Regions from separate parts of the Homo sapiens genome. Here regions 1, 2 and 3 are each linked to region 4. Evidence: read pairs that join two places in POLR2A ChIA-PET (ENCODE). Cell type or tissue: Panc1. All regions are shown on one strand.

Region 1 (8,000 bases), 110 kb before region 4:
GGCTTCTGCTGCCCAGAAGATGAGAAATGAGTTTGTAGGGATGAGCCTGGGTGAAGGGATGTGCCCCCTCACCATCCTGACCTCTATTAGGTGTAAAAGACCCTGATTGCCAAATTCATAGGTCATGGGTTGGCTCTGCCTCCAGCATTAACACTTGGGGGTGGAGTTGGGGAATCATAGTATTACTTGCATAAATGGAATCCTAAAAGTTTGTTGGGACAGTTTCATAAAAATCCTCACCATGATCAGTTTGAAAATGACGTTCCCTTCACATGTTTGTCTTCTGAACTGAGTTGCAATGCTGAGTATGAGTTTGAGAGTCCCAAGACCATCTAAAGCAAGCCTGTCCAACCCACAGACTGCAGGCTGTAGGCAGCCCAGGACAGCTCTGAATGCGCCCCAACACAAATTCGTAAACTTTCTTAAAACATTATGAGATCCTTTCGCATTTGTTTTTTAAAGCTCATCAGCTATCATTAGTGTTAGTGTATCTTATGTGGCCAAGACAATTCTTCTTCTTCCAGTGTGGCCCAGGGAAGCCAAGAGATTGGACACCCCCGATTTAAAGGAAGTAACTCAATTTTGTGAACCTGAAACTTGATCTTGGATGAACCAAATGAAATTTTATGATTCTCTTAAGCTCACGAAAGTTCAATAACTGTGCTGTGTAAAATAGAGGTAAAAGACTTGAGTTGGACCAGGAATGGTTGCTCATGCCTGTAATCCCAGCACTCTGGGAGGCTGAGGCGGGTGCATCACTTGAAGTCAGGAGTTCAAGACCAGCCCGGCCAACATGGTGAAACCCTGTTTCTACTAAAAATATAAAAATTAGCCGGGCGTGGTAGTGTACGCCTGTAGTCTTAGCTTCTTGGGAGGCTGAGGCAGGATAATCCCTTGAACCCAGGAGGTGGAGGTTGCAGTGAGCAAGATCATACCACTGCACTACAGCCTGGGCTACAGAGCGAGACTCCGTCTCCAAAAAAAAAAAAAAAAAAAAAAAAAGACTTGAGTTGGTTCTAATAGAATACCTTGGAGAACCTCAAGATGCCTTCTGGTCCAGCCAGGTTTACAGATTGGAAGATATTCTGTTAATCAGAATCTCAGAGAGGGACAGGCCCTGATCAAGGTAACACAGTGAGTTGTGGTAGCTGGGCTGGGCTAGAACCTGGGCCTCCTTGGTTCCAGGTCACAGGGACCAAGGGATTTGGCTTGTCTTAGTCCTACTTGTAACTACAATACTGCCTTCTGCTAGGAAGAATAAGAGCTTGCAGGCTAGAGGAATTTATAGGAATTTTCTTTCTTTAAAAAAATCCCCCCAAAACCAGCTTTACTGAGATATAACTCACACACCATAAAATTCACCCTTTTAAAGTATGCAATTTTTAGTATATTCACAGAATTATGCAACTATCATCACTATAATTTTAGAATTGTTTTTTTTTTTTTGGAGACGGAGTCTTACTCTTGCCCAGGCTGGAGTGCAGTGGTGCAGTCTTGGCTCACTGCAACCTCCATCTCCCAGGTTCAAGCGATTCTCCTTCCTCAGCCTTCCGAGTAGCTGGGATTATAGGTGCATGCCACCACACCCAACTAATTTTTGTATTTTTAGTAGACATGGGGTTTCACCATTTTGGTCAGGCTGGTCTCAAACTCCGCCTGCCTTGGCCTCCCAAAGTGTTGGGATTACAGGTGTGAGCCACTGTGCCTGGCCAATTTTAGAATATTTTTATTGCCTCAGAAGAACCCCTGTATCCATTAGCAGTCACTCTCCCTTTCCCTTCCCCAACCAGGCCCAATAAACCACTAATCTACTCTGTCTCTATGGATCTGTCCATTCAGAACATTTCATATGGTAAAATCATACACGTGTTCTGGTGTTACTGACTTCTTTCACTTAGCAGAATGTTTTCAAGGTTCAGCCATGTTATGTCTGTACTTTATTCTTTTTTACGGCCAAGTGTTGGAATGTGTAGGATTTGAATTTTCAAATAAAGCTTTAAAGTTTTCAGATTTATTTTTACTTTGCCTGGTGTGTTTTTTCCTGGAAAGCCAACTTCTACATTTGGAGATTAAAAGACAAACTTTCTCAAACTCCCTGTACCTAAGTGGTTGCTGCTTTTCTTAAATGTTTTGACACCAAAGAGAAAAATTGGTTTCTGGAAGAAAGTGTGTTTTCTTTTATTGCCAAGAAAATTAGTGCATGTTAATTAATATAGATGCTCAGGACCCAGAGTTGTAATGAACTTTTTTCTTATATTTATTTTCTAGATGTTTGACTTATTTTAACAGTTTTCATTTTAGCAATAATGTTTCCTTCCCACTCCCAAATTTATTGGAAACCCTCAATCAACCCTATTTATTTATTTATTTTAGAGATGGGATCTCACTATGTTGTCCAGGCTGGTCTGGAAACCCTCACTCTTATAGATAGTATGAAAGAAGATTATAGCCAACTCTTATATAACCTTCCCCAGAGCCTCCAATTGTTAATGTTTTGCCATATTTGCTTGCTCTATCACTTGCTCTAAAGATGCATATCACACACTTTTTTTTTTTTTAATTTATTTTTGAGACAGAGTCTGGCTCTGTCGCCCAGGCTGTAGTGCAGTGGCATGATCTTGGCTTACTGCATCCTCTGCCTCCTGGGTTCAAGCGATTCTCCTGCCTTAGTCTCCTGAGTAGCTGGGATTACAGGCACGGGCCACCATGCCCAGCTAATTTTTGTATTTTTAGTAGAGATGGGGTTGGCCAAGCTGGTCGTGAACTATTGACCTCAAGTGATCCTCCTGCCTCAGCCTCCCAAAGTGCTAGGATTACAGGAGTGAGCCACCATGCCTGGCCACATGCGTGTTTTTTATTGAATCATTTGAAAGTACTCAGCTCGTATCATGACCCTTCACCCCCACATACTCCAACAAGCATCTCTAAGAAAAAGGACATTCTCCTAACCACAGTGTCTCTGCATTCCCAGGACATTCTTCTAACCACAGCGTCACTGCATACCCAAGAGGTTAGCACCGATACAGTAATAACATCTTGTGTAAAACTTCCCAAAATGCTCCCAAGTGTCCTTTATGACAGTTTAAAAAAAAATGGCATTTTTTGGGATCCAGGAACCAATTAACGATTACTCAATTGAATTTGGTTTCAAAGTCACATACCTCAACTTTTCCTTTAATCAAGAACAGCCCCCCTGCCTTTTACACATTTTTTTGTCTTTCGTGACCGTGTCATTTTTGAAGAAATCAGGCCCGTTGTCTTGTAGAACTGGTGTTTCTCAAGTGTGCTTGGGAGGGTCTTGGTAAAATGCACATTCTGATTCTGGAGAACAGGGTGGAGCCTGGGAATCTGCATTTCCAGCCAGCATCCCGGTGATGCCAGTGCAGCTGGTCTTCGGCTGTAGAATGTTCCACATTCTAGGTCTGTCTGTTTCCTTGTGATTAAATTCAAGTTGAATATTTTTGGCTAGGGCACTTCCTGAGGTCATAGGTACTTCCCACTGCCTCACAGCACAGGCTCACAATCTCAGTTTGTCCTGTTACTTCGTGGTGCTAAGTGTGGTCACCTGCTTCAAGTGGTGTCCGCCTGCTCTCTGTTGAAACAATACCTTTCTCCTAGTATAATGATTAGGTAACCTGTGATTGTAATTGGTAAGTAATCTTTGAGACTACATGAATATCCTGTTCCCCAGCAGTTTTCACTCATTGGTGAACTGTTTTGGGAAAAATAATAGCATCTTACAGTTATAATACCCTGCTGGTAACACATGGCTCTTACATAATCAGCAGTTAATTGTTTGTATGTGTGTTAATTTTTATTTTTAAAATGTAACTAGTGACTGGTAACTCTCATTTGTATTTTAAACATTGGCTTTTACAGCTTCTCAGTACATTTCACTCTGTGTATGTTTTTGGTAGAGCATTTGTTGTCCTGTATAATGGTTTAGGAAATCCTATAGGCCAAATGAAGGGCTGGAGACTCACCTGTGTTCCCACCACTGTGTTTCACTGTGTATTGCCAGAGAAAATACAGTTAAATTTGAATTTCAGATAGACAATGAATAACTTTTTAGTATAAGTATGTTCCAAGTGTGGCAGACAGCTCTCACAAGTTACAAGTCGTTGCGTAGGACATACCTATGCTAAACGATTTGATGTTTATCTAAATTAATATGTAACTGATATCTTGTATTTTTATTTGTACGATCTTCCAAGCCCACGTCCCACCGCCTTCTCGGGGATGGCCACCATTTGTGTTTGCTGCCTGGTGGTGTTTGCAGCTGCGAGAAGGGCCTTGGAGGAGGAGCAAAGTGTAGTGGTATCTCCGTGCTGTGGCCTTGGGCACTGGGGTGGGGGTTAGATGAGTAATTAGCTGAATATGACCTCACCCATGAAGAATGTGCCCTTGCTAGGTATTAGCAGAGGTTTAGGCTCCAGGGAGCCATTGTCAGAAGCTTGTCAGTGATGTCATCAGCTGGAAGGGCCAGCTTTCAGGCCTCAGGAAAAAGCTTGAAAGTCAGGGCTCCAGTTTTGGTAATAAATGGGAATGGAGTTTCACAGGTAGGGTGTGGAGGAATTTATTGTGACAGGAAGCCTGATGGAGCCTCTTGCCTGTGTGCAGCCCCCAGCCAGGTTTCTGAGTTCTGATGAACTACCAGAAACTTCCACCACGGCCTGTGATTACACTGTTGGCCCAATGCCCTGGAAAAATTGGCTTGCTCTCGGGGAACACTCCAGGAGCTGCAAAGGGGGTGTCAGGACTGTTGTGCAGCTCCCCTTAAATTGGGGAGGAGGGGTGGCTGATGTGGAAACTGTTCATTAGACTGCTCAGGGTAGTGTGAGAAAACGTGTAATCTGTGGGCATCTACCCCTAGCTGCCCCTCTGATCTCACCCACTACTGTGGGAGGACCCCGTGGATGGGGGCAGAGGAGGGTCTTCTGGATTTAGACACTCACAAAACTTCCTTTTACCTTGTTCATTGGAAGAAATAGAAAATGCCTTTTTTTTTTTTTTTTTCTTTTTTTTTGAGACAGAGTCTCGCTCTGTTGACAGGCTGGAGTGCAGTGGCATGATCTTGGCTCACCGCAACCTCTGCCTCCCGGGTTCTAACAATTCTCCTGCCTCAGCCTCTGGAGTAGCTGGGACTACAGCCACGTGCCACCACACCCAGCTAATTTTTGTATTTTTAGTACAGACGGGGTTTCACCATGTTGGCCAGGACGGTCTTGAGCTCTTGACCTCGTTATCCACCCGCCTCGGCCTCCCAAAGTGCTGGGATTACAGGCGTGAGCCACCATGCCTGGTCTCTTTTTCATTTTTAAAGGGTAATTTGCTGTGCAGGAGTGGGCTCTCAGACCAGAAGTGGGGACCTGAATGAAATCAAGGACTGAGTATGGTAACTACAGCCATTTAATTTTATTTGAAGTCTCCCGTAAAATGTTCTGGAAAAAACAGGGGTTCCAGGGCTGGGTGGGCAGTTTCAATCATGGACTGGATTTTGTGGTTCAGATTTCTCTGGGCCTGTTGGAGGTTCCCCTTAAGCAATTACCCAAGGCAGTTCTGCCCAGCTGAAGTACTGATTACCTGCACACTATACCAGTGAGGACTCATGGGTGAGCAGATGGGAGGCACTGAGCTTGATTCTGAAACCCTGGCCTCCATCCCACCTGACATTCAATGTCAGATTAGAATTTGGAAGACCCTAAGTCTCCAGATTGGTGCACTGGGTAGCTCCTGAAATGGGGTGGCTGAGACAGGTCCTCTGTGCCCCCTTCCACAGCTTCCTCTGGGGCCCTTCTGCTCACTGGCATGTGCTTCTGGGCAAATAGGCCTCTCCCAGCATTTGTTTTGGCTCTGTGAAATGGGGTAATATTTGTTCCTATTGCGGGTGAAGCGCTGCTGTTGGGATGCTCAGGTAACTCACTCCGTGGGTAGCTGATATTGCCTGGGCAAGTGGCATTTTAGAGGAAATCTGTGCCATCAAAAGAGTTGGACCTGATCACACTTTTGCTTTTGAATATGCTTTGTCCCAGCCTGGCCATTCGTCACTTGGGACCCCCTGAGTCTCTCTGACCCCACTGTAAAATGGATATGCCATGGAGTTGTCCCAGGAATCAAGGGCAGGTCCTCTCCAGTGAGTGATGGGCTTGCCTCTCACTTCTCTAACACCCTTCTGCTTCCTTGTGTAAGATTTCACTATTAGTGGCTATTCTCTTTTACAGAAGAAAAAGGGAGACGCATGCCTCTTCCAGTTCACTGTTCACCATTGCAGCATATTTATTCCAAGGGACTGGCCGAATCATCCCTTTCTTTGTTAGAATGTGGTTTTGTTGCCTTGAGACAAGTGGCCCGCATGTCTGCACTGAAGGAGGCTTTGCGCAATAGCCTTGGGCACCTCCGGTTCTGCAAGCATGTACAGTACTTGCTCTCCTTTCCCTTTCTTTGTATACTTTTTCTGGTCTGCTACGTGTCCATCTGCATGTGGATAAAGGGTCGTCGTCTTGAGTAGTGATTTTGCTGTGATGTGATTCCTGTGAGGTCTAGTTGCACACAGTGATTCCGAAGGTAGACCCAGCTGGAAAGCTTTTAAATTGCTGATACTCCAGCCCCACTCCCCAAGAGATGCTGATTTTGTTTTGTTTTGGGGAGGGCAGTTTTTTTGGGTTTTTTTTTTAAGCTTTTTGATGTGTAGCCAGGGTTGAGACTGAAGTGATTTTTGTGAGTAACGGAGAAGTGTTAAGGCTTGAGAAGTTGGAAGAGCCATGCTTGAGATAGGACCAAGGTCATATCCCCGGCATTAGCACAGAGCAACCCTGACCTGTTGGAGAGTTGGGCTGGATGGATGCGGTCAGGGGAGAGACTCGCTTTATTTTATTTATTTAGAGATACAGTTTCACTCTTGTCACCCAGGCTGGAGTGTAATGGCACGATCTCGGCTCACTGCAACCTCTGCCTCCTGGGTTCAAGTGATTCTCGTGCCTCAGCCTCCTGAGTGGCTGGGACTCCAGGCACGCGCCGCCACACCCTGCTAGTTTTTGTGTTTTTACTAGAGACAGGGTTTCACCATTGTTGGCCAGGCTGGTCTTGAACTCCTGACCTCAGGTGATCCGCCCACCTCGGCCTACCAAAGTGCTGGGATTATGGGTGTGAGCCACTGTGCCCAGCCTCGACTCGCTTTATTATATCCACACTTGGAATACAATTCGGATTGATTGTAGTGGGGCATTTTATAATTAGGAAAAATTAATCAGGAAAAATCACTCCATGTAGATTAGTACCACCATATGAGGGGACAAGAATTTCTTCAGATTAGGAACTTCTTCCAACAGGACTGACAGGGTCCAAAACTACTCTTGGATCCAGCTTTAAGATGGACCCAGCCCACTGTTGAGTCCCCTCTGAGGTCTTCTCTCTGTGGATGGATTTGATTGTTAACAATGGCTGAGTCATGTGGCACCCAGCCCGGTGAGTAAGACAGCTGAGTAAGAGGGGAAACAGGGCCTTTGGTCAGAAAAACCAGACTGACTTCAGTCTTATCTGTTTAGAGAAGCCCCAGAAGCTGCAAAAATTGCAGCTTCCAGACTTTAGTGTGCCGTGGTCATGACATCGGTGTGGATGGCAGGTTGTCATCTGAGCAGTCAGGGTGGCAGCACACAGCTTGCGGGCTGGCTGATGGCCGAGGTGTGTGAACTGACCTGCCCCAAGTGACTTCAGTGCTGGGCACAGCATAGGAGCAGTACTAATGATATGGACAGTATGCTCAGAGGACGTTAGGGAGCACAGCTTTGTGTAAAGGGCATGCCCTGCCCTGTCCGGATTTAAAGCAGCTATAGCACTGAAACCCCATGGTCACCCTCGCATTTCTACACTTCTGCCTGTGCCAAGTCTAGTTTGTGTGCCTCCTCCATTTTGTGTGTACATGGGGGTATTTTTTTCTGCTAGGCAACTGCTATTTATGCCTCTCAGTACTGTACTTAGTGTGTACCATTCCTGCAAGGTAT
Region 2 (8,000 bases), 140 kb before region 4:
AATAAGTTTAACTAATGAAAATATTCAATGGAATGAGCCATTTTAATCTAAATGGGGCTATTTCCTGCTTTTATAATGATTACAGTTGCTTTTCATGACATTCTACTAGAAGCCATCTTACATTACTGTTGTAAATCTAGTTATTCATTAAACGGGCACAGTAATCCCTAAATTGGCTCAGGTTATTGTATAATAAACAACAATACTTTCTTCTTCAGGAGCTTGAGAAGTGATCTTGTATTTTTAAGGTGCCTAACTAACTTTTCATGGGAAACTGAGTCCATGTACTGGGAAGAAAGCTTTTTGGGGAAAATGATTAGAAAACCAAATGGGTCTCTTTATGACTGAAGTGATGAACCAGCAGGTGAGAGTAGGTATAGATGGTACAGAGGACGGAATTACTGGGTATTTTAATCAGGCCCACTTAGTATCACAATTTATTATTCTATTCTATTTTTATTATTATTTTTTGAGATGGAGTTTCGCTCTTGTCATCCAGGCTGGAGTGCAGTGGCGCTATCTCAGCTCACTGCAACCTCCGCCTCCCGGGTTCAAGAGATTCTCCTGCCTCAGCCTCCCAAGTAGCTGGGATTACAGGCATGCGCCATCACACCTGGATAATTTTTTTGCATTTTTAGTAGAGATGAGGTTTCTCCATGTTGGTCAGGCTGGTCTCGAACTCCCGATCTCAGGTGATCCGCCCGCTTTGGCCTCTCAAAGTGCTGGGATTGCAGGTGTGAGCCATCGCGCCTGGCCAGTGTCAGGATTTATTCTGTGGGAGGGGAGGAGGACAAAGAAAAATACTGAGCTATGTTTGAAGCTCCTGCCCTCTAAGAGCCTTAGAGCAGCTGACTTAAATGTGTTCCTTTGATAAACTGTAGATGGTTGTTGTAACTCTTCTGCAAACTGTTTATTTTTAAAAACAATTTGATGAGATTTTACTTATGCCCATTGTTTGAGTACAGCATTTACCAAAGAACAATTTTGGCCAGATCCCATGCAGTAGAATGCCCTTGGCCAAAATTTTCTTGTACTATAAGCAAAGAAGCAGTTTGGTTTTTCACTTAGGCAAGACTGCCTATCAGACTGAGTTATTGTGACAGAGCCGCTGACTCTCTCCCTTTCCCCATTATCAAAATCTGGCTTTTCTAAGCAGCGCATGTAAAAAGCTTGGCAAGGAGGACCCTTGTCCTCCTACATATTATTCTTTGGCTCTTCTTGGTACCAAGAATACATACAAATAATGCTGGCTGTGTACTGAATGTTGAGGTGTGCACTGTTGAGGATATTCATCCTCTAATATAACATCTAGTATTTCTCACACCTTCCGTCTGCTGAGCATTGGTCTATCTTACTTATACTACTTCTAATCCTCGTGAACTCTGCAAAACTAGTGGCTTTACATCTATGAGAAAAGAAAAGAACTTTTATCGGAAGAAGGTGAGTCCTTTTAAAGTATCAGGCCTGGAAAGACATTAAATGAGACAGCGAACACATCCTGCTACCCTCTTTGAGCTATGTATTCATTGACTTTTTTTTTTTTTTTTTTTTTTTTTTGAGGCAGAGTTTTGCTTTGTCACCAGGCTGGAGTGTAGTGGTGCAATCTTGGCTCACTGCAACCTCTGCCTCCGGGGTTCAAGTGATTCTCATGCCACAGCCTCCTGAGTAGCTGGGATTACAGGCGCCTGCCACCTTGCCTGGCTAGTTTTGGTATTTTTATTTTTATTTATTTATTTTAAGACAGGGTCTCACTCTGTCACCCAGGCTGGAGTACAGTGGCGCGATCTTGGCTCACTGCAACCTCTGCCTCCCGGGTTCCAGCGATTCTCCTGCCTCAACCTCTCCAGTAGCTGGGATTACAGGCGCCTTGGCACCACAGCCAGTTAATTTTTTGTATTTTTAGTAGAAACGGGGTTTCAGCATGTTGGCCAGGCTGGTCTCGAACTCCCAACCTCAGGTAATCCGCCTGCTTTGGCCTCCCAAAGTGCTGGGATTACGAGTGTGAGCCATTGTGCCCCGCCTATGTATTCATTTCTTAAAATTGGTTGCTGGCTAGGTGTGGTGGTACATGCCTGTCCTATAATCACAGCACTTTGGAAGGCCGGTGCTGGAGGATCTATTGAGGCCAGGAGTTTAAGACCAGCCTGGGTGAGATCACATCTCTACAAAAAAAAAAAAAAAAAAAAAAATTATCTGGATGCAGTGGCACAAGCCTACATAGTTGTAGCTGCTTGGGAGGCTGAGTTGGGAGGATAGCTTGAGCCCAGGAGTTTGAGTCTGCAGTGAGCTATGATTGCGTCACTGCACTCTAGCCTGGGCGACAGAGTGAGACCCGTTTCTAAAACAAAGAAATTGCTATTGTCACAATTAGTTATAAATTAATCTAATAATGCTGCACGCAGTACCATAATCCACACCCTATAGCTTAACGATGGATGGCCAACCACTAATCAATGCTATTTCTGTACGCCAATGAGAATTCCTGACAAAAAACTTTGTATCAGCCCCACTCCCTGTCTGTCCCCTCTTTTGCTTTTAAAAACCTGCTTGTAACAAAGGCCAAACAGAGCTCATATCCAAGGTTACTTGGGCCTGAGTCTTTCAGGCAGCTGTCTTCACTTTGGCTCAAGTAAACTCTTTAATAGTTTAAATTTTAAGCCTCTGCCTCTTTCTTTTAGGTTGACATCTGTTTCCATTTTACAGATGAGAAAACTGAGGCTCAGCTCTGCCTCACTTTACAGGTCAGGCTTAATCCCTAATCCCTGCCTGCATCATGCTGTAAAGGACTTTTGTGTCAAAACTGAGTTTCACACTCTGTAAAGTAAAATAGATATATTGTAGTGAGAGGGTGTAGAAGAGACTGTTTTCTGCTTCTGTGGATTTTTTTTCTTCCTGTTTTGCTTTGCTCCAAACTTTACTCATTTGCGCTTGATTCATGTGAAACTGAAATTTCCTTCTACAGAACAAAACTTTTTGGGGGCTACTTACCATATCTTTTCCCACACCGTGGAGCTCTGACTGGGACCTTTTCCAGTTTTTGGAGACATTGCTCCAGTTCTTTCCCTGCCTTTGGTTTCCAGGGGGCAGTAATGTCACCGCAGGTGTGGACAGTAGGGACCAGCTAAAGGTTGCTTTGGAGGAGGTGGGCAGGGCTTTTGTTTGTGAGGTCTAGAAACCAGAGGTGAGGAAGGAGGTGTCCCTGGAACTCCCCCTGGCTGCAGGGCTCACAGCACACACCATGACACCACAGGGGTGTGTGTGTGTGTGTGTGTGTGTGTGTGTGTGTGTGTGTGTGTGTGTTGAGGGGAGTGTTGTTGAGAGCCAACTATGCCAGGAGATCCTTGGTGACAGCGGACATAGGCACAGCTATGCTCTGTCAGGAATGAGTTCACCCACACCCTTTTCTTCTGCTACCTTGTTTAACTGGTGGGAGGGTGTGCTGGGTTGTGTTTGCTGGTGAGCCCAGCAACTGCACCCTTCTTTCCAGGCCTAGCACCCAGCCTTTATCAGTCTCATGGCCCTGGCACAAGTGGGCAGCCTGCTTCCAATCCAAGCAGGCAGCTTTCCGCTCATCTGCAGGTAGCCTCGTGCTGTGGCAGCACAAAGTTGTGTGAGCCAGAGCTGAACTTGTGATCCCCACGGGCATCTCCTGAGGCGCACCTCTCCTGAGAGAGAAAGCTGGTCCGTCCAGCCCATTCAGGGCTCAGCCTCCCCAGCCGTCGCAGGGCTGGCTTGCTGAAAGGTCTGGGTGTTAACACAGCACTCCTGTTCTCTCTCTCTGAAGGCCCTTTATGCTGGCATGAATTCCTTTTCTCATAGAGATCTGAAAGCTCTTTTGACTAAATGGGTCACCTTTCTGAGTATTTTCATAAGGCTGTCAGCCTTTACCATGCCAGACAAGTTTTCTGGAATTTCCTTTCCAGAAAAAAAAAAAAAAAAGGCTACTAAAGAGGTTGGAGTTATTTGGAACACAGGGTGGAATTCTGGCATTCGAACTATAGGGAAACGGGTGGGGATTTGTGGCAGGCACTATGTAAATTTGCCGCAAGCCCATAAATTCAGACTTTAAGATGAAAGATGGCAAGCAGCAGTCAGCTTTCCTTCAACAGGCAGGAACGGTGCTACCTTCCGCCTGTGCTGAGTGTGACTGAGGGAGAGGCAGGCCTCCTAGGGAGGCCGGGGCAGGAAAGGTTTCTTGGTGGCTAAAATAGGATTTCTCAGTTTCCCCCGTGTCCCAAGAAAATAAGTTCTTATCATGCTTGTACCACACTTCTTGTGCGTATCACCCTGGTTTCCCTGCACCTCCTTGAAGTGGTTTATCAGATTCCAGGGACACAAGAATGGTTTGGCATCTACAGCCTATTGTGGGAGCAGGGGCCCGGCCTGGTGCTTCTTGCCCAGGAACAAACTGATTGTTCCCTTGGTGTGGGGTAAAGCAGGCCAGAGTATGGGACCAGGCCCTGCCTCCCAGGGGACCTGAGGTGCAAGGTCTTTGAGCTGAGACCCTAAAAGGCCTTTGTGAGTCTGTAGTGCTATCAGTTGAGCAGAGTTCAGGGTTCTGTTTACAAGATTCCCTCTCAGCAGAGGCAGGGAGGGGTACCTGCTGGAAGACCAGGAATGTGCTGCTGCTGGGATGGGGGCCCTCGGTGGAGCTTCTAGCCATCTGGAGGCAGAACCCAGAATGTGTTCTGAGTGAGGCGCCTTGGCAGAGTTGGCTTGAAAGCACCTAGGCAGTGGCTTGTCACATTCCTTATCTCCACCAAAGGAGGCAAGCTAGCACCTGGGGGATGGCTCTCCCATCAGGGAGTCCTTTACAGGATGTGATCCAGGTGTCACATTACACTTCCTGCAGGTGTGCACCTCTTACCTAATTGTCTCTCCTATCCCTTTTTCTCAGCACTATTGTCTGACATCCATGGGGAGTCACACCCAAAGTTGGGCATGAGGTCCTCTCCTGGGCACCCAACACCTTGTTTTTTTGTTTTTGTTTTTTTTGGAGATAGAGTCTTGCTCTGTCACCCAGGCTAGAGTGCAGTGGTGCCATCACAGCTCGCTGCAGCCTCGACCTCCTTGGCTCAAGCGATCCTCCCACCTCAGCCTCCCACGTAGTCAGAATTACAGGCACACACACCAACACTGCTGGCTAATTTTGTATTTTTTGTAGATTCGGTTTGCTATGTTGCCCAGGCTGGTCTTGAACTCCTGGGCTCAAGCGATCTGCCTGCCTCAGCCTCCCAAAGTGTGGGGATTACAGGCATGAGCCACCTCACTTGGCCACACTGCCCTCTTACTGAGCCGTATTGGTGTTCTAAATGGCCTTCTTACTCTCCCACGGGTCATCAGTGCTCCAGGGGCAGGCGCTGTGTCTCTTGTTTACCTCTGTGGCTCTGACCTTGGCACTTAATAGGAATTTAATAAATAACTTGTTAAATAAACAGTCTCTAGTATAATAGCTTGAGTATTAAGACTGGTACATTGACTTATTTGCAATTCAGAAAATGCAAAACAGTGGTTCTTTGCTGCCTTTAGTGAAGTGGGAATTATATGTAGTAGACAACTGGGTCTGGGGTCCCAGTGGAACACTTCGTTTTTGGACTGTGATGCTGAACTTAAAGAACTCAGCAGTTCATGTTCATTCTCTGGACATCTGTGATTTGCTTCAACAACTGTTAGAGAACAAGGCCTTTTCCAGGTGAAGCTCAGAAAATGAATTTAATAGGAAATTACTGAAAGTCACAATCATAGTAACAGTTTCATTAGTTACAGTGAATATAGAGAGAGCCCATACAAAGTACCAGGCATTGTGATAAACGCTTCTTACTAATAGCTATACAAAACATCATTGCAATTCTGAGAAGTAGTTATTGTTGTAATTCCCGTTATGCAGATGAGAAAACTGAGGCACACCCAGATTGGCCAGTGAGTGTGTGGTTATTACTCAGATTCTTGTCTGAGATTTTAATCTTCATATTTTACTGCTTTCCCAAGGAAAGCCATCAGCTCAGCAAGTCTTTGAAATTTGCTTCTTTTTTTTTTTTTGAGACAGAGTCTTGCTGTGTCTCCCAGGCTGGAGTACAGTGGCGCAATCTTGGCTCACTGCAACCTCCGCCTCCTGGGTTCAAGCGATTCTCTTGCCTCAGCCTCCCGAGTAGCTGGGAATATAGTTGCATGCCACCACACCTGGCTATTTTGTATTTTTAGTAGAGACGGGGTTTCACCATGTTGGCCAGCCTGGTCCTGAACTCCTGATCTCGAGATCCACCTGCCTCGGCCTCCTAAAGTGCTGGGATCAGGCTTGAGCCACCGAACTCGGCCTTTTTTTTTTTTTTTTTTGAAATGATGTCTCCTTTTGTTGCCCAAACTGCAGTCTTGGCTCACTGCAACTTCTGCCTCCTGGGTTCAAGTGATTCTCCTGCCTCAGCCTCCCGAGTAGCTGGGACTACAGGCACGTGCCACCATGCCCAGCTAATTTTTGTATTTTTATAGAGACAGGCTAAGCTTGTCTTGAACTCCTGACCTCAAGTGATCCACCTACCTGGCCCTCCCAAAGTGCTGGGATTACAGGAGTGAGCCCCTGTGCCCAGCCTGAAATTCAATTCTAATAAATTTTTATTGGAGCATTAAAAAGTTACATCTGTAGTTGTTACTCTTTGCAAAAAATTGCAAGAACACAGAAAAATATAAAGAAAAAAATCACCTGTGAAGAATTTTAATGAATCTTTTTCTACTTTTAGGGGATTTTGCTTACAGCTGCCTTTTAATCAGAATAGGGAAGAAAGAGATTCCTTTCTCAGGAAAAAAGTGACTGTGGACTGGAAATGCTTTGTGAAATAATTTTGGTCATACTGATGGTTATAACAAGATTCGTCTTCAATTGAGTTATTGCTGAGCTTTGTCCAACATTAAAATGAAAGGTCTCATTTGAGTCTCATTGTGGTTTGCAAGTCTCCCTTGGTCTAGAAATATGTTTGGTCAACCACGGCATGGAGGTGTTCCAGCCACTTTCTGTCTCTTAAAAGTTTTTAGGACCTACTTTTATTGGGACTGCCAGGGTCTCTTAATAATAGTTATTATACTTGGTAACTATTGTGACCTTGTCTCATAGGCAGCCCAGCATAGAAACTCATTTAGCTTTTAGTTGCTCAGCTCCATTAGCTGTTTAAACATGTTTCAGATGTGAGCCTGACAATGTACTTGGGCAGCTTGGTTCACCCTTGACTGCCTGGGAACTTTGAGAAGTCTGAAAATTATATGTAGCCCTAAGGTCTTCATGGTATTGTTTTTTTGGAGGCACCATTTCCCAATAGCCCTGAGGACACCAGGCCCATGAAGCCATCCTGTCTCAGCCAGGAGGCAGAGGAGATGGAATGGAAACCACTTCTGGATACAGATCCAGCCACTTCCGGAGTGCTTCAGAGCATGGGTCAGATAGACCTTGCTGCTTTCTAGCTGGCAGACTTGGGGAAGGTTGTTTGACCTCTCTGAGTTTGTGTCCCAGACTATAGCAGTACCCCCTTACTGGCGTTATCGAAGATAAAATGATATAATCCTGATAAATCACTTGACCCAGTCCTTGGAGGTGGTGGTGGGGGCTGGGGTAAGTGCCCCATGAATGGTGGTCATCATGCTCCCCACCAACCTCCTTTCTCTCTTCTCCTTTCCCGTCTTTCACACCCCTAATTCCTGGACCTGGGGGTGGTCTCTCCAGACTAGATGAAGAAGCAATCTAATTATCTAGGAAGGTGAAAGGTGGTTGGGAATACTCCCAGAAATAGGCCAAAGATACCGCCTCCTACCTAACAGACTCTTTTTAGAAGAAGAGGCAACCTGGGTTTTTGGATAACTGTTGAGTAGGAACCATCATGAGTGGCATTTCTGCATTTCTGGTCTTCTGGCCAAGCCTCCTTTTTTTTTTTTTTTTTTTTTTTTTTTAACCTTGAGACAGTCTTGCTTTGTTGCCAGGCTGGATTGCAATGGTGCAGTCTTGGCTCACTGCAACC
Region 3 (8,000 bases), 100 kb before region 4:
AAAAAAGTTTTGGTCTTGCTCATACTTGTGTTTTAAAAAAGTATTTGGCTATGACTAACTCAGTTATGTATTTATTTATTTATTTTTGAGACGGAGTCTCGCTTTGTTGCCCAGGCTGGAGTGCAGTGGCATGACCTCGGCTCACTGCAGTCGCCGCCTCCTGGGTTCAAGCCTCAGCCTCTCGAGTAGCTAGAATTACAGGCGTGCTCCACCATACCCAGCTAATTTTTGTATTTTTAGTAGAGATGGGGTTTTACCATATTGGTCAGGATAGTCTTGATCTCCTGACCTCCTGATCTGCCTGCCTCGGCCTCCCAAAGTGCTGGGATTACAGGCGTGAGCCACCACGCCCTGTGACTAACTCAGTTATTTAACAATTGACTGTAATTTCTCAGCAATCAGTGTATACTTGGAAATTCTTGGGATGTGAGAAAACTAACCTATAACTCATTTTCTTTTTTCTTTGAGGTGAGGTCTCTCTTTGTTACCCAGGCTGGCGTGCAGTGGCATGAACAGGGCTCACTGCAGCCTTGACCTCCTGGGCTCAATCCTCCCACCTCAGTCTCCTGAGTAGCTGGGACTACTGGCACGTGCCACCATGCCTGGTTAATTTTTGTATTTTCTGTAGAAATGGGGTCTCACTGTGTTGCCCAGGCTGATCCTGAACTCCTGAGCTCAAGCAATCCACCCACTTTGGCCTCCCAACATACCGGGATTACAGGCATGAATGAGCCACCATGCCTGGCCTGCAACTTCTATAAATAGCAAAGTTAGTAATTAGTGAAGATGATGGTTTGCAAGCACTGAATTATACTTCTATTAATTTCATTTCCTTTCAATTTTCTAATGTTTTGTGCCCAATCTGTCCTGTCTGCCTCTACCTAGCTTTAGAAGTGTTTTGTTGGTTCCTGAGATGGAGCTGTGCCTGAAGGGTATGAGGTTACCCTCTGGGTTCAGCGGGGAGATTTGGGAAGAGTTTTGATTTGTAGGCCAGTAAAGGGGCCTGACATTAGATGATGGCTGCTGGGCTAGGGAACAACTTAGAGGCAGCTAACAGGATTCAGGGAGAGTGGATTTGGTGGGAGAGAGTAGTCTAGGATGAATCCAATTGGGTTTTTATGAGTAGTTTGGTAGTTGGTTGACTGGGTGGGTGGTCCCTTGGTAATTATTTGTTGATTAGTGGTTGTTGGGTTAGGTTGGTTACACTTACATTATAGTCGATGGAATCTCAGATTTGGATCTAATACCACATGTAAGTCGAGTGGATTTTTTTTTGAGACAGAGTTTTGCTCTTGTTGCTCAGGCTGGAGTGCAGTGGAACAGTCTCAGCTCACCACAACCTCCGCCTCCCAGGTTCAAGCGATTCTCCTACCTCAGCCTCCCGAGTAGCTGGGATTACAGGCATGCGCCACCACGCCGGGCTAATTTTGTATTTTTAAGAGTTGGGGGTTTCACCATATTGGTCAGGCTGGTCTCGAACTCCCGACCTCAGGTGATCCGCCTGCCTTGGCCTCCTAAAGTGCTGGCATTACAGGGGTGAGCCACTGTGCCTGGCCAGTTGAGTGGATTTTTTTAGCACTCAAGCTTCGTGGCTCATTGCTATTATTGTGCATGTGAGCGTTTTATCTTTCAGTAGCATTAGGGATGCTACTTGGATGTGTTTTAGTTATTACAGAAATAGTTTTTACTAACTTTTACTAAGTTATCTTTCCTCTCCTGTGTAGGAAGTTTAGAGTGAAGCGGCAGTTGGCTGGAGGTTCTGAAGGTTTCCCCCTTTCACATAATTTGATGTTCCAGTTGCCCACATCAGGACGACTCCCTCTCTTTCTACTGATGTAAGCAGTGGGCCAAATTATGGGGCTCCATCCCTGCATCTTCCTACTTGTCTAAATCTTCGTCACAGACAACATATTGCTCTAAAGGAAACCTAGAAAGGAGGAGAAGCTGGTTTTCGCCCAAATTCCTCAAAATCATCGCCTGTTGTTTAAGAATTACAGTTTGCACTGGAACAATAAGATGTTCCTTAATGTGGTTTTTAAGTGAGTTGGTTGTCGCCTGAATTTCATAAACACTGGCTAAGGATTGTGCAAAAGGGTGTGCTTCCCTTTAGCATCCTTAATTAGGGACAGCGTTTTGAAAACTGCTTTTTATTGTCCTTTATCTGCAAAACTTCTTGAATCCAAATAGCGAGATTCTCATTTCTTAATCACTGCCACAGAAAGTTGTAGATTAGAGAAAGCTCCAATTCCTTATTTCCTGTCTTCCTTTCTTTCTGTGTGTTTATTGCCTGTGTCTCATCCTCACTCCTGCCAGTTTTATAGAATGTAACCTCCCAGCCTCTGGGAATGTTTGGGAGACTTGTTCATAGAGGATCTGAAGAGCAGTTTAAAGTGGACTTACCCAAACTATCTTCTGGAGAACATTAGTCTCTTTGGAGATAAAATTTTTAAACATCCGCTAGTCCAATAGTGTTGGCAAATTCCCTGTGACACTGTAGCCCTCTCTTTGAGATTGTCAATGTACGTTGGCATGTTAAAGGCTCTGAGAAGTCCTGCAGCAGTTAAAAAATTGTTTAGTCTAGTGTGCCCCCAGTTGTTTGGCCACTGAAACCCCCTTTTCTGGAAAAACCAGCTAACATCTGGTAGTCTTTTCTAAGAGGTGGTACTGAAGATGATACTCATGTTACACATTTAAAAATTCTAACATGTGTTTTTCATGTGTTTATAAAATGCAACTAATGTATCAAACCTGTGATTTCCAGGACATAATTACTTAAGCTAAGGAAAAAAGAAAACATGAGTGAAGGAAAAACTTTAGTAAATAGGCCAGGTGGTAAGAGGAGAGAGCCTTGTCTGTGAGTGTGGTCTAGGGGGATGCTGGACCTAGCTTTTCAGAGCTAGGTTCAGGCAGAGCTGCTCTGAGATGTAGACACTGCAGCTGGGGTTCTTGTTGAGCCGGGAAGCAGCTTCTGACTAAGGTGCAGACTGTTTAGATGAGCTGGTCATAAAGAGCCCTGACTGTGGACTGCGTCTCCAGCCACGGCAGCAGCTGGTGGATGGGGTGATGCCTTGGATATTTATCGTGTGTTTCTTGCCTGGCCTGCCCTTGGACAGTGCGCCTCAGGAATGTTAGAATGTGTTCCCCCTTTAGCAGCAAAGCCGATCTGCTGTGTACTTGTTCTGTTTATCTTACTGCCACGACCGTTTATCACGGGCCAGAGTTCAGGGGCACACTGATAAATCTCTTTTAGGAGGATGATGTAACCCTCAGCATTTTCCCCCTACTTGGTTCTGAGTTTTTAAAGCTTTTGTAACACCATCATGTCCTTGTTTGGGCATCTTCCTGTGTACTCCCGTTTGGGTCTCCAGGGTGAAATAGCCAACAGTGGATTCTGGAGTCATGGCCTGGGTTCAAATTCCTGCTCTGCTGCTTATCAACTCTGACTTTGGGTTTAATTGACCTATTCATTATTTTTCTTAATCTGGAAAATGGAGCCAACAGCAGTTCCTCATAAAGCAGCTGTAAGGATTCAGGGGGGTAACTGCACAGGGCCAAGCCCTCAGGTTTCACCTCTCACTGGGAGGTCGGACCTCTGCATAATGGACAAGCTCTCCTAGGGTGCAAGTGAACGGGGGCGCAAGGGAGTTAGGAAGGTGGGTGTTTTTTGTTTTTGTTTTTTGGTGGCTTGAAAAACATGCCCAAGGCTGGGTGTGGTGGCTCATGCCTGTAATTCCAGCACTTTGGAAGGCAGAGGCGGGAGCATTGTTTGAGCCCGGGAGTTTGAGATCAGCCTGGGCAACATGGTGAGACCCTGTCTCTCTTTTTTTTTTTTTTTTTTTGAGATGGAGTCTCGCTCTGTTGCCCAGACTGGAGTGCAGTGGCGCAATCTCAGCTCACTGCAACCTTCACCCCCAGGTTCAAGTGATTCTCCTGCCTCAGCCTCCCAAGTAGCTGGGATTACAGGCGTGTGCCATTGTGCCCAGCTAATTTTTGTGCTTTTAGTAGAGATGGGGTTTTGTCATGTTGGCCAGGCTGGTCTCGAACTCCTGATCACAGGTGACCCATCCACCTTGGCCTCCCAAAGTGCTAGGATTATAGGCGTGAGCTACTGTGCCTGGCTGACCCAAAAAATTAGCTGGGCGTGGTGGCACACACCCCTGTAGTCCCAGCTACTTGTGAGGCTGGGGCAGGAGGATTGCTTGAGGCCAGCCTGGGCAACAGAGCAAGACCTTGTCTCAAAAAAAAAAAAAAAAAAAAAAAAAAAAAAGAAAGAAAGAAAAGAAAAGAAAAGAAAAGAAAAACATGCCCAAAGGCAACCAAATGACTCCATCTTTTGCAATGTAATCTTCAACATCGACTCCTCTGGCAAGCTGTTTGGAAATGGCAAAGTCCATCTCCTGAGGCTGGGAGATTGCTTGTCCAGGACGGGTGTGTCTGGTGAGGAATGGAAGGCATTTGGATGGCCACTGAGAAAGCTGAGCCAAGGAGCATCAGAAAGACAATCAGGCAAACCCACAGAGTCTCCAGGTATTCCTTTGCTGATAGGTAACATTGCACTAGCGATTTAAACAAACAGGTGAAAGGCCATTGCCCTACCACCCCACCTCACCTCTATTCCTTGCTGCTCTTTCCAGAAGCAACTGCATGGTCTGGGAACAGTTTTTTGTCTTGTCAAGAGACAGTCTGTACATAGATGAATTCAATTATATTACTTCTGTAGTACCCTGTACTCAAATTTGAACCTGTCATACACATTGCTTTTATCATTTCATAATACCTGTTGATTTTCCCACGTTAGTACCTATAGATCCTGACAAGCAATTTTGTTAAGATGAAGAGTTCTTCATATGTATTGTACTATGTTTCTTTTTTTGATGATGTATGTCAAGATTTATTATAAAAGTAACAGATGGGTAGGGCATGGTGGCTCATTCCTGTGATCCCAGCACTTTGGGAGACCGAGATGGGAGGATTGCTTGAGCCCGGGAGTTTAAGACAAGCCTGGGAAACCTGGCGAAATCCTGTCTCTACAAAAATTACGAAAATTAGCCAGGCATGGTGGTGACTGTCCCAGCTACTTGGGACCCAAATGTCCCAGATACTCAGGAAGCTGAGTCGGGAGCCTGATCCTCAGAGGTCGAGGTTGCAGTGAGCCGTGATTGCACCACTGCACTCCAGCCTAGGTGACAGAGTGAGACCCTGTCTCCCCCTGGCCTCCAAAAAAAAAAAAAAAAGTAACATATGTAGTTTAAATTTTAAAAATTAAATTTTTGGGGGGGCTGGGTGTGGTGGCTCATGCCTGTAATCCCAGCACTTTGGGAGGCCAAGGTGGGCAGATCACCTGAGATCAGGAGTTCAAGACCAGCCTGGCCAACATGGTGAAACCCTGTCTCTAGAAAAACACAAAAATTAGCTGGGCATGATGGGGGGCGCCTGTAATCCCAGCTACTTGGGAGGCTGAGGTGGGAGAATCGCTTGAACCTGGGAGGCGGAGGTTGCAGTAAGCCGAAATCATGCCACTGCACTCCAGCCTGGGTGACAGAGCGAGACTCCATTAAAAAATAAAAATAAAAAATCAAGCAATGCAGAATAAATAACAACAATAAAATGAAAGCCCATCTTCCACCATCAGCTTCTTAGTTTTCTTCCTAGAAGGAGCCAGTGAGGACAGTTTGGTGTTTATGCTTCCAGATCTTTCTGTTCAGATGCAGTCATGACTTCTGAAAAACAGGATTGTACAATTCATACTTTTCTACAAATTATCCCCTTCCCTTAATACATCATAGAAGCCTATTCATATTGGAACAAACAAACATTTCTTATTCTTTTCACAGCACCCTGTTTTCCTCTTGCTTGAATGTAAAGTTTATTTAACCACTTACTGTCAGGGAGGCATTTGTTTTCAGTTCTCCCTCCCTCCCCCCACCAGTTGTCTTGTAATGAACTGCTTTAATGGCTAAAGATCACTTTAATATCAAAACCTCCCCCACCTCCCATTAGAAAAAGAAATCATGTTAGGGAACTTCAAATTGAATTTACGGACCTTGTGTTTAATTTTCTATCAGCAGTGGCCCCAGCCTGGCCCCTGCAGACTGCCCCGGAATCTGTGGGAGGAGTTGGGGTGGCCTGCAGACTAGAGCACACTGCCAGTTCATTCAGCAGCTCACCGAGCAAGAAACATCTTGATTCTATCAGCCTTAATGCTGTGTCCCATTAGGGACCCAGCTCTTGTGGTCATTAGCAGATGGAATGCTCATCTGTGCTAGAAGGCGGAATTCTAGGGCATTCGGCTCTGAGCAGTCTTGAACCAGAATTGAATGGCTTGAATCCTTTTCACAATGCCAACGGGGAGGCACCCTTAGCTCCCAAACTTGTGTGTGTTATAATACTATGGTAGTAATAACAGTGGTTGTAGTAGCCCCCGTGAATTTGATGGGACAGTCGTCAGGCAGTGCTGCTTGCTTGCTTTACTCCATCGTATCACCGCAGCCTGATGAGGCGAGGGAGTTACGACTCTCATTTTGCAGGTGAGGACACTGAGCACAGGGAATCGACCCACTCATGGTCACACAGCTTGCCAAGTCGCTGTGCTTGGGAGGTGAACCAGGCTTCTCTGACGCCCCAGCAGGACGTCTGAACTTCTAGCTGCCCCATCACTAACTGACTTAATGCCCCTGACTCCTGGGTGACTTGGCCACCAGTTACTTCAGCCAGCGACCTGCCCTTTCTTTGAGTGGGTTCCACCCATCCCTGCACCATGCCTTTTACTTTGGATGTTGGTGGCATGGAATTCCACCCGTAAGAAGGAGGTCGGTCCCTGGGCTGAGAGAGTTTGCAGAGAGCTCTGTTGGGATTGGGTGGGACGTGTGTTTGGAGGCCTCCTCACATAATTGTGGGCTGAAAGGTCCAGATTTGGGGATATAAAGTTGAGCCGTCAGCTGAGCTAAAGACAGGGCACAGGGAGGAGCCATCCAGAAAGTGTCAGTGTAGGTAAAGCAGGCAGAGTTCCCCCTATCTGTCCTCTGAGGGCCTCCTTTCTTGTGGTTTCCTCCCTTTTCTGTGGTGATGGTCAGAGCCAGCGGTTATAAATTATTTGGAATTTTCCTCAGCTTGGTTCCTACTCAAGACTTTAAATTAGGAGTTTTGTTCCCTTTTATGACTTCACAATCTTTGGGCAGGCTGCCATCTCTACAGCAGGCTAATATGAGTTGTAACTTGAGGTGAGTTACAGGGGAAAAATGGAAGCTGATTTCTCCCCTTTTAAACCAAGGAAGCCACCTTGATCTGACTTTGTAACAAAGCTCAACTTTTGTAAGTTTGCAATTAAAGGATAAATACCTATCCTATTTATTATTATTATTAACTTTTTATTATAAAAGGGGAAAAAACTCCCAGGAAACATAGCCTAATATGAGGGACAAAAAGCCAAAAGGTTTTTTTTTTCTTCCTTTAAAAGGTCCTCAATGTCTTGCCCTGTGGAGACACCAGTTTTCATTATAATAACGCCATTATCTCTTTGTAGAGTCATTTCAAGCCAATTTAACTTTCTCATTTAAAAGTATAATTGGTATTCAGCACAGAGCTGGGAGCTCAGTAGGCAGTTAGAAAATATGTGTATATTTTTTGAGACGAAGTTTCACTCTTGTCACCTAGGCTGGAGTGCAGTGGTGCGATCTTGGCTTACTGCAACCTCCACCTCCCGGGTTCAAGCAATTCTCCTGCCTCAGCCTCCCAAATAGCTGGAACTACAGGCACTCACCACCACGCCCAACTAATTTTCGTATTTTTAGTAGAGATGGGGTTTCACCATGGCTGGTCTCAAACTCCTGAGTTTCGCCAGGCTGGTTTCAAACTCCTGATTTCAGGTGATCTACCTGCCTTGGCCTCCTAAAGTGCTGGCATTATAGGCATGAGCCACAGCACCTGGCTGGCAGTTAGGAAATATTTATTGAATATGAGAAAAGAAAAATAGAGCAAATTGAATCTTCAAGTAGTATGTG
Region 4 (8,000 bases):
TAGCTGGGTCATAAATGTTTCAGTAAGTGCACAGCAGGCTGTTTCTTAAGCTTTTGTAACCAGCTGCTGCCGCAGGAGAAGTGTGTTCATCAGCATCGCCCCCTGTTCTTCCCGGGTCATTTGATGCCGAGTGATATGTAAATTATTGATCAGAGATTTTGCGGAGGCCCACGCAAGCAACATCTGGTGCTGGTTAGCAAAGAGAGGCATGTATCGTTTTGTCTTGCTTTTGAGACTTTTTAGGAAATTGGAGTAGGCTGGCACTTGGGGTGGGGGTGGGATGGGAGTGATCTGGTGATCAAAGACCCTCTAATTCTGTGTTCTGTCCTCCCTCCTCAGTCTATATCCCCTAGGGCAGCACAGTCCAATAGTAGGTTCTGCAGTGATCAAAATGCTTCAAGTCTATGCTATGCAGCATGATAGCCACTAACCATATGTGACTATTGAACATCTGAAATGTGGCCAGAGGAACCAAGGAGCTGGATGTTTAGTTTTATTTAAGTGCATTAAGTTGAAATATATGTATATATGGCCTCGTGGCTGGTGACTACCAAATTAGCCAGTGCAGCTTTAGGACCTTGCCATGAAGATGTGGTTCTTGGGCCAGTTCTTGGACCTCAGCATCACCTGAGAACTTCAGTCCCAGACCCACTGGAAAAGAATCTGTATTTTAATAAGATCCCCAGATGGTTTGCTTACACATTAAGTGTGAGCCATGCTGCTTCAGAGTTATTGCCTGAGGAGTGGCTGTCCGACCAAGTCTAAATCAAAATTACTGACTTGTAAAATGCTGCTGTTCAGGATTGGCTAGTCTTAAAATATCTCAAATGTTGTTGCTCAGCTTTGTTCTTAACCATCTGAACTTCTAATCCCCTCCTCCCAGAAGAGGAGATAGTTTCCAAGACAAAGTATGGGGAGTGAAACTGATCCAGGGAAGAGCAAAAGCTATGTCTTTCTATGGCTTCTTGTGGGGATACAACCTCTAAATGCATATTAATATTTAATAATAAGCTGACGTTTTCGAGCCTCTCTGTGTATGGGCTAGGCCCTGTGATAAATGTTTTGCATGCACAGCTTCATTTGATCTTTATAGTAGCCCTCGAGATAGATCGTTATTATGCCCATTTTACAGATGAGGAAACTGAGACTCGAAGAGGTTTGGCACCCTAGATATATAGCTAGGAAATGGTAGGAAATCCAGATCCAGCTGATTCTTAACTGCTATGGAGTACTGCCTTCTTTGCACACGTAGCCCTTTATAATATGTTCCTCCAGGTCTGCCCTTGAGATAACAAACAGCATAACATAAAACTGTGTTCGTGTTCGTGAGTGCATGACTTTGTTAGCTGCAGTATCCTCTTAAAAGAGGACACTTTTTTGACCTGGAACATACTGGGTTTTCTGGCCTGCATGGGCATTATTTTGGATGCTGAGATGATAGTCCTTTTGACCAGGATGTCTCAAGTATCCAAGCCCAGAAATCATCTCTTCTAGGCTGAATCAAGATGGTTTGCATAAGAGACCATGCAGATGCACGTCTCTGCTATCTTACATTAAAAATGCAGAATGGCTCACCTGCCCTTTGTTGTCATATGTTATATAGAAAAACCTATTTGCATGAGAACTGTCACCCACAGTTTTGGGTAGGGTCAGTGTGTGCCACTGAGCAGGAACGCCGAGGGCCATAACCTGTCTGATGTATTAAATTCTCAGGAATCGGGATTAAAAGTTAACCAGCCAGCATCCTTTGCTATAAGGTTGAATGGCGCAAAAGGCAAGATTGATGCAAAGGTGCACAGCCCCTCTGGAGCCGTGGAGGAGTGCCACGTGTCTGAGCTGGAGCCAGGTGAGCAGGAGGCCTGCTGGGGGGTCCCAGCACCAGCACTTTCCAGCAGAATGTTCCTGTAAATGTGTGTCCCAAGGGAGGGCTGATCAGTTTCATTACTGCCAGTGAGCCTCTGAATTCCCTTTGCTGTTGCCAGATATTGTTTATAAATTAGGGTTTAAACATGTGCCAGGGATAGGGAGACCCTTTATGCTAGGAGAGAATGCTCATTCTTTCTTTCTTTTTTAAACAAATGCTGGGCTGGGTACAGTGCCTTAACCTGAGAGGTCAAGGCTGCAGTGAGCTATGATGCAGTGAGCTATGATTGTGCCACTGAACTCCAGCCTGGGTGACAGAGTGAGACCCTGTCTCCAGAAAAAAAACAAAAAAACAAAAAAACACATACACACAACACAAAAACAAATGCTTCTTTGTTTTCTGTTAGTTTTTCAGATTCCTTTTGCATGACATTCATCATAATTTTTCTTTCATATTGTAACAACATCTTACAGATTTTTATTCATTGACCTTATGGCACGAGTAAGCATATTTTGATCTCACTTTACTCTAAAGGAAAAGTAGGTTAATGTTCTGTAAATTTAAAAAAGAAAATCTGGGTCTCTAGGCCCTAATGTCCTAAGATTTTTCTTGCTTGGTGCCTTGGTATATGGAATTCTCTGATTTAATCAACTTTAAAGAGACAGTGTTACCGGTGAACATAATAAATTTATTAAGTGTCAGAAACTTGAAGGAAGGTATAAGGCTCAAAGAGTTGCTCAAAGTTTAGTGAAGGCCTGGCCAAAAAGCAGATGATGACCCCAAATGATCACTAGTACCACAGGAGAACTGTGAAGCAAATGGTAAAGATGGTCAGAGCAGGAGAGAGAAATAGTTTCTGCCTCGGTGAGTTCAGGAGGGCTTCTCAGAGGAGGTGACATTTGATGTGGGCCTTGATGTATGAGGAGGAGACCTATGATTACTGCCTTATAGGGCATTTGTTGTGTGCCTGGCTGTATTTGTATAGTGTAGTTGGAAATCTAGGCTCTGACCAGGCATGGTGGCTCACACCTGTAATCTCAGCACTTTGGGAGGATCAGTTGAGCCCAGGAGTTTGGGACCAACCTGGGTAACATAGTGAGACCCCTTCTCTACAAAAAAAAGTAAAAAAAAAATTAGCCAGGCATGGTGGCACACACCTGTAGTCTACTTGTGGGGGATGAGGTGGGAGGATTGCTTATGTCCAGGAGGTCGAGACTGCTGTGAGCTGTGATCATGCCATTGCACTCCAGCCTGGGTAACACAGCAAGACCCTGTCTCAAAAAGAAAGAAAAAGGAATGTAGGCTCTGTGTGAACATTTAGATCTATGTTTCCTAGTAGGCAGAAAGGCAGTGGGGAGCCTCAGGAGGAACAAGTGTAAAGGATGGGGTCAGATCCTGGTTTTAGTCTGAAAGGCCAAGTGGCAAGCTGGTGCTCCCAGAGTGGTCCATTTGAGGAAGCAGTGGCACTGGAAATGGAGAGGAGGGACTTGAGGCCAGAGATCTATGGTGGCTATAGAGAGTGAGAGAGAGAATCCATTCCAAAATGTTCCACGTAGCTTAGTGATTGGGTCGGAAGATGACAGTGCAGTTATCAGAACTAGGGCCAGCCAGGCAGAGGGTGGGTGAGGATTGGTCAGGGCCTTAAAGGGTTTAATATTTTACTTTGAGGGGTTTTGAAGGATCCCCAATACCCAAATGGAGATGTTTACTAGATCACTGTGAGGTTTGGTGGCCTCAGCCCCAACAGTCCCTCACTGGGTACCCTCCCTCTTCTCTTAAAGCCAATGTGCTTCAGGGGAAGCTAACTCCACCCCAGACAGGATTTGAACCCCTACAGATGTATGAGATCATTAGCATGACACAGTTACTATTGATTGCAAATTACAGAATACCCAGCTCAAGCCAACTCACACAATAAAGGGGCCCAGTAAGTTGCATAACTAGAAAGTTCAAGACATCCAAGACAGGTTTCAGCAATTTGATTTGGTCATTGAGCTGCGCCCTGCAAGGCGTCAAATATTTCTGCTGTTCTGCTTTGTGGGCCTGGTTCTGGCCTTCCTCTTGGTGGCAGGATGGCCTTCCTCTTGGTGGCAGGATGGCTGCAGCAGCACCAGATGTCCCACCTTCACGCCACATCAATTAAGAGAGACACCCTCTCAGGATTCTTAGAAGTCGAGAGCCTCCTTTCCCAGAAGTCTCCAGCACGTCTGCCTTCCCCTCTCACTGACCTGGACACATGCCCACTGCTGAGTCATTTCCTGTGGCTAAAGAAATGCCATGTGCTCATTGACTAAGGCTTAGTGAAGAAGGATTTTTCCCTGATCCACTCAGGGACCACACCTGGACATGGCGGTGGAGCCAGCTTCCCCTACAACACATTGGCTTTAAGGGAGGCGGATGGGGACTGTTGGAGGATGTTCAGTGCCAAAGGACGTAGGGTGCACAGCTTCATGGAGGTGCACCTCTGTGGAGACGTCCAGAGGCAGGGAGAAGAGCTTTGGGGAACACAAATTCTGAGAGGGATGAAGAGTACTAGGCACCAGGGAGAGACCGAGAGACTACCTGGAGAGGTAGGAGGAGAACAGGCTCTGCACCCTGGGCAGGAGGGCTTCAAGGAGGAAGCGGCAGTCAGGTGGTGCACAATGGGTAGATGTTCTAGGTGCCCACTTCAGTTAACAGATTACCTTGCTACATGCTGTGACCCAAACGCACAGCCACAAACCTGCCCTGTGGGGGCAGTTCCTAGCTTTGAGCTTAATTAAGGAGCATTAATGCCAGTTGGAACCGTTTTTTTTCCCCTTCAAGTGGCCAAATAGAGAAACATAGAAGAAGTGAGGTTTTCTTTTTTCCCTTCATATATATTCCTTTTTATTTCTTGTTATGCCTTCCCAAAACAGAGACATTGAACAGTAGTTAGAATGGCCATCTCCCAATGTTTAAAAACAAACTGAACTCCCCAATGGGTGAACAAAGTAAAGAGTAGTAACCTGGAGTTCAGCTGAGTAAGCCGCTGCGGAGCCTTAAGTGGTGAGGTCTTCCAATTTCAGAGTGCTGTGTCTTCAACTTGTATCATCATTTTAGTGGAAAAACATAATTTAATTTTGGTGAAATGAGATTCATCTCGTGACAGGATTAGTAACAGCATTCACAGAATTTCACACTGAAGAAGTGAGGTTTTCTAAAGAAAGGAAGTGTTCTTCTGAGGCAGGGGTCAGAGTCTTGTCCTGTGTTTATAGGATTTGCAATGTGGATGCGTTTCCCTTGGGGCTGATGAGGGATACCCAGGGGGTCTGTCTGGTTCTGAAATCCAGGATGCTGAGTGCCAGGCTCCCTGTAGAACTGTTGATTTTAAATGGGCCATCTCAGCTTGGCCTCCATCCTTTATCCTCACTGAACTCAGGGGTGTCCATTTGCTTGATTTCACCCTGTGCCTTTGCTCATTCTCCTAGATAAGTATGCTGTTCGCTTCATCCCTCATGAGAATGGTGTCCACACCATCGATGTCAAGTTCAATGGGAGCCACGTGGTTGGAAGCCCCTTCAAAGTGCGCGTTGGGGAGCCTGGACAAGCGGGGAACCCTGCCCTGGTGTCCGCCTATGGCACGGGACTCGAAGGGGGCACCACAGGTAACCCACTCTTCTGCTTCTTGAAGCCTTAACTGAACCAGCTCCAGGGACCAAGCCAGATGGAAATCCTCAAGCCCCATGAAAGCTTTTTACACGTACTCCCCGTGGAAACTGGGGTCATGCACACTTCGGAGGCGCTTGCTGTCCAAAGCTGTTTTGGGAGTTGCGGTTTGACCCACGATAAATCCAGAGTGAGAGCTCGATGGCCGTGTTATCACACCTCATTACTGTTAGTTGTGATTCAGATTCCTTCCTCTGCCAAGTTTCTTGACTTTCAGAACAGGATGCTGATAGTCAGGGAACACAGCACAGTGTCATTAATTTTGAGGGTTTCTTTGCCTGCACAGAATTCATGATGCGTCCAAGTGGGCTCCTACCCGTCTGTTCTTTCATGGTACCAGGCTCCCAGAAATGCACTGAAGCAGCAATAAGACCTGTCCCAGCCTATCTCCTCCTCTTTTTACTCTCAGATCTTAATGGAGGAGGAGAAAAGACTGAAATGTTCAAAGAATTCTGAAGCTTTTTAGACCCGTTACAATTTACTTTTATTCTTTGCCACAGATGGGACATGTTTGATTATGAAAGATACAGGCAGTGAAGAAGTAAATAAAGTGAGACTCACTCCATCTTCTCTCCTCCTCCCCCACCTGGGTCTGGAAGCAAACGGCTCTGGGAAGGGAGGACCTTCACCCTGTCTGTCATCTCATTGTCTGTCTTCATTCTTGGTTGCTGGGTTGGTTAGCTAATTGGTTCATTAGACAAGCAGACACAGAGTTTTGCTTTTGTCTTACAGAAAGAATCTTACTGTATCCACTGTGTGGTATAGCTTGTGTTTTTGCTTTGACATCTTAAAGATCTTTCCATGTCAGAACAGATCTTCCCCTCCTTTTCCTGGCTGTAGTGAGAATTCCTGCTGTGAATCGCAGTTATTTGAACAGGTGGCATCGGGTGGTGCGCAGTGAGTGCGTCACTGTTATGGAGGCTGCCAGGGTGGAGAGTCAGTCCTTAGTCTTTGCAGGGGAAGTGCGCAGTGTGGACTCACTGGGGCATGTTTGCATTTGGTGTTACTTTGGACCCTCTTGGGAAAGCAGTATGTCCTGGTTTCTTGAGTCTCTTGTGTGTGTACCCCCACCCCGCATAAGGAGAGTGGGATGGAGCAGACTTGCCTCCCAGGGGTGAGGGGTGAGTGGCTGCATGGTTGCCTGGCATCCAGCCCTAGGAGCAAGTGACCTGTGTGGCCAAGGGGCCCTCTCCGGGTGCAGGAGTGACTGGTGGGCTGGCAGGCTGCCCGGGACTCTGGCCAAAGCAGTGGCCTCAGCAAAGCCACCCACAGGGGTGGTGTGAGTGCTGCCAGACTCCCCAGGCAAATCCAGCCCGGCTCCACGCTGAACTCTGGGCCTGCGGCTTGCCTTTTGTGAAAGGCATGGTATCATTTTACCGTAAGTGATGTCCATTTTACAGATGTGGAAAGTGAGATGCAGAGGTTGAGTCACTCCCCAAACAACACTCCCCCAAAAAGCAGTCAGCTGGGAGGAGGCAGAACCAGGAATCAGTCTACATCCGTGACCTCAGAGCCTATGCGCTGAACCCCCGAGCTTGGCCCCCTCTCTAAGTGGCTGGCTCACCCAGAGGCAGTGACTGCATCCCCAGCCCACTTTGGGGATGTCCTAAACCAGGACCCCTGTCCTCCCAGCCACTCAGGAGTACTTTCCAGGCAGCAGTGCTGGCACTTGGGCCCTGACAAGGTACTCACCTTTGAGGGCCCAGGTGGGGTCCTCTCGGCACTTGGAGCGCGTGGCAGGCTTCAGGCCAGGCCTCACAGCAGCTGCTGGGGTCTCCCACACTGGCCAGGAAGCATCTCACCCTCCTGCTGGCTCATGCCGCTGTGCCTGGGCCCTCTCCCATTTCCTTTTGGCTGTTCGCACACCTTTTTGGGAGCTTGGGTTTCAGGCTGTGCTCTGCAAGTGCTGGACGCTGCTGAGAGAAGGAGTTGCTCTTGCAGGGAAGCTCCTAGCCAGGAGGGGAGAGGTACAGAACCGCCTGCTTCAAACCCTGTGTAAATATTGCTCTTGTCACAGGGAAGGCGCCTTGTTTTTCCAGCCCTCCTGCTCCCAAGCCTTTCCCTAAATATCCATTCTGAGATTACACAGCTGCAGTGTGCATGGAATGAAAAGGTATCTGTGCTTGGCCGCCAGAGCGCCCAGTATCCTGACCTTCTGAACAAAGCAAACCTCCCTCTGTTTTTAATGGGTGAGTTTGCTGTATCTCTTGGCTCAAGCTTTAAATGGTCCATTCTGTAGATTTTGGAGTAGGGGAATGTGGAGAATTTGGGGCGGGACCCTGCTGGAGGCGGCTTGAGAGGCTGGGAGATAGACCAGGGAGCTCCAGATTCTTTGGAGCCGCTGAGCAATTTTCCTAATGAAATGGTCCAGGAACCCCAGTGTGCTCGGGGTATACCAGAAGGGCCTCCTTCCTTAACTGCCTTGAAGAACAAGCAGTGCTGCGTTTAA

Evidence for each region. ChIA-PET counts read pairs that join two places held together with the same protein. Peaks named below come from ENCODE experiments on the same cell type or tissue, not always from the same donor. Only the 100,000 strongest peaks of a DNase experiment are listed, where the experiment ranks them.
Region 1: POLR2A ChIA-PET joins it to region 4 with 15 read pairs; 9 of 35 experiments call an interaction of 5 or more read pairs at or near these places.
Region 2: POLR2A ChIA-PET joins it to region 4 with 12 read pairs; 8 of 35 experiments call an interaction of 5 or more read pairs at or near these places.
Region 3: POLR2A ChIA-PET joins it to region 4 with 20 read pairs; 6 of 35 experiments call an interaction of 5 or more read pairs at or near these places.

Annotation. Positions count from the first base shown.
Region 1 is chr3:58,045,023-58,053,022 of GRCh38, forward strand. The region is part of intron 1 of FLNB (filamin B); the gene reads left to right. Among named protein-coding and RNA genes, the nearest start is that of FLNB, 41 kb to the left of the region's middle. RefSeq lists enhancers at 3,668-4,867, 7,320-7,614. In Panc1, no CTCF peak of the experiment used is centred here; DNase peaks (open chromatin) are centred at 3,515, 4,399 and 7,489; H3K4me3 peaks cover 2,618 bases; H3K27ac peaks cover 7,651 bases.
Region 2 is chr3:58,016,797-58,024,796 of GRCh38, forward strand. The region is part of intron 1 of FLNB (filamin B); the gene reads left to right. Among named protein-coding and RNA genes, the nearest start is that of FLNB, 12 kb to the left of the region's middle. RefSeq lists enhancers at 2,977-3,959, 3,960-4,940, 4,941-5,922. In Panc1, no CTCF peak of the experiment used is centred here; no DNase peak of the experiment used is centred here; H3K27ac peaks cover 5,267 bases.
Region 3 is chr3:58,056,533-58,064,532 of GRCh38, forward strand. The region is part of intron 1 of FLNB (filamin B); the gene reads left to right. Among named protein-coding and RNA genes, the nearest start is that of FLNB, 52 kb to the left of the region's middle. In Panc1, no CTCF peak of the experiment used is centred here; no DNase peak of the experiment used is centred here; H3K4me3 peaks cover 643 bases; H3K27ac peaks cover 8,000 bases.
Region 4 is chr3:58,157,841-58,165,840 of GRCh38, forward strand. It overlaps FLNB (filamin B), which reads left to right. Exons shown (of 46, transcript NM_001457.4): 42 at 1,714-1,846; 43 at 5,314-5,490. It overlaps FLNB-AS1 (FLNB antisense RNA 1), which reads right to left. Exons shown (of 2, transcript NR_135534.1): 2 at 4,707-8,000. Among named protein-coding and RNA genes, the nearest start is that of FLNB-AS1, 8.8 kb to the right of the region's middle. RefSeq lists enhancers at 3,714-4,913, 3,922-4,216, 6,223-7,036 and silencers at 3,789-3,986, 7,742-8,000. In Panc1, no CTCF peak of the experiment used is centred here; DNase peaks (open chromatin) are centred at 4,081, 6,171, 6,471 and 6,701; H3K4me3 peaks cover 631 bases; H3K27ac peaks cover 4,467 bases.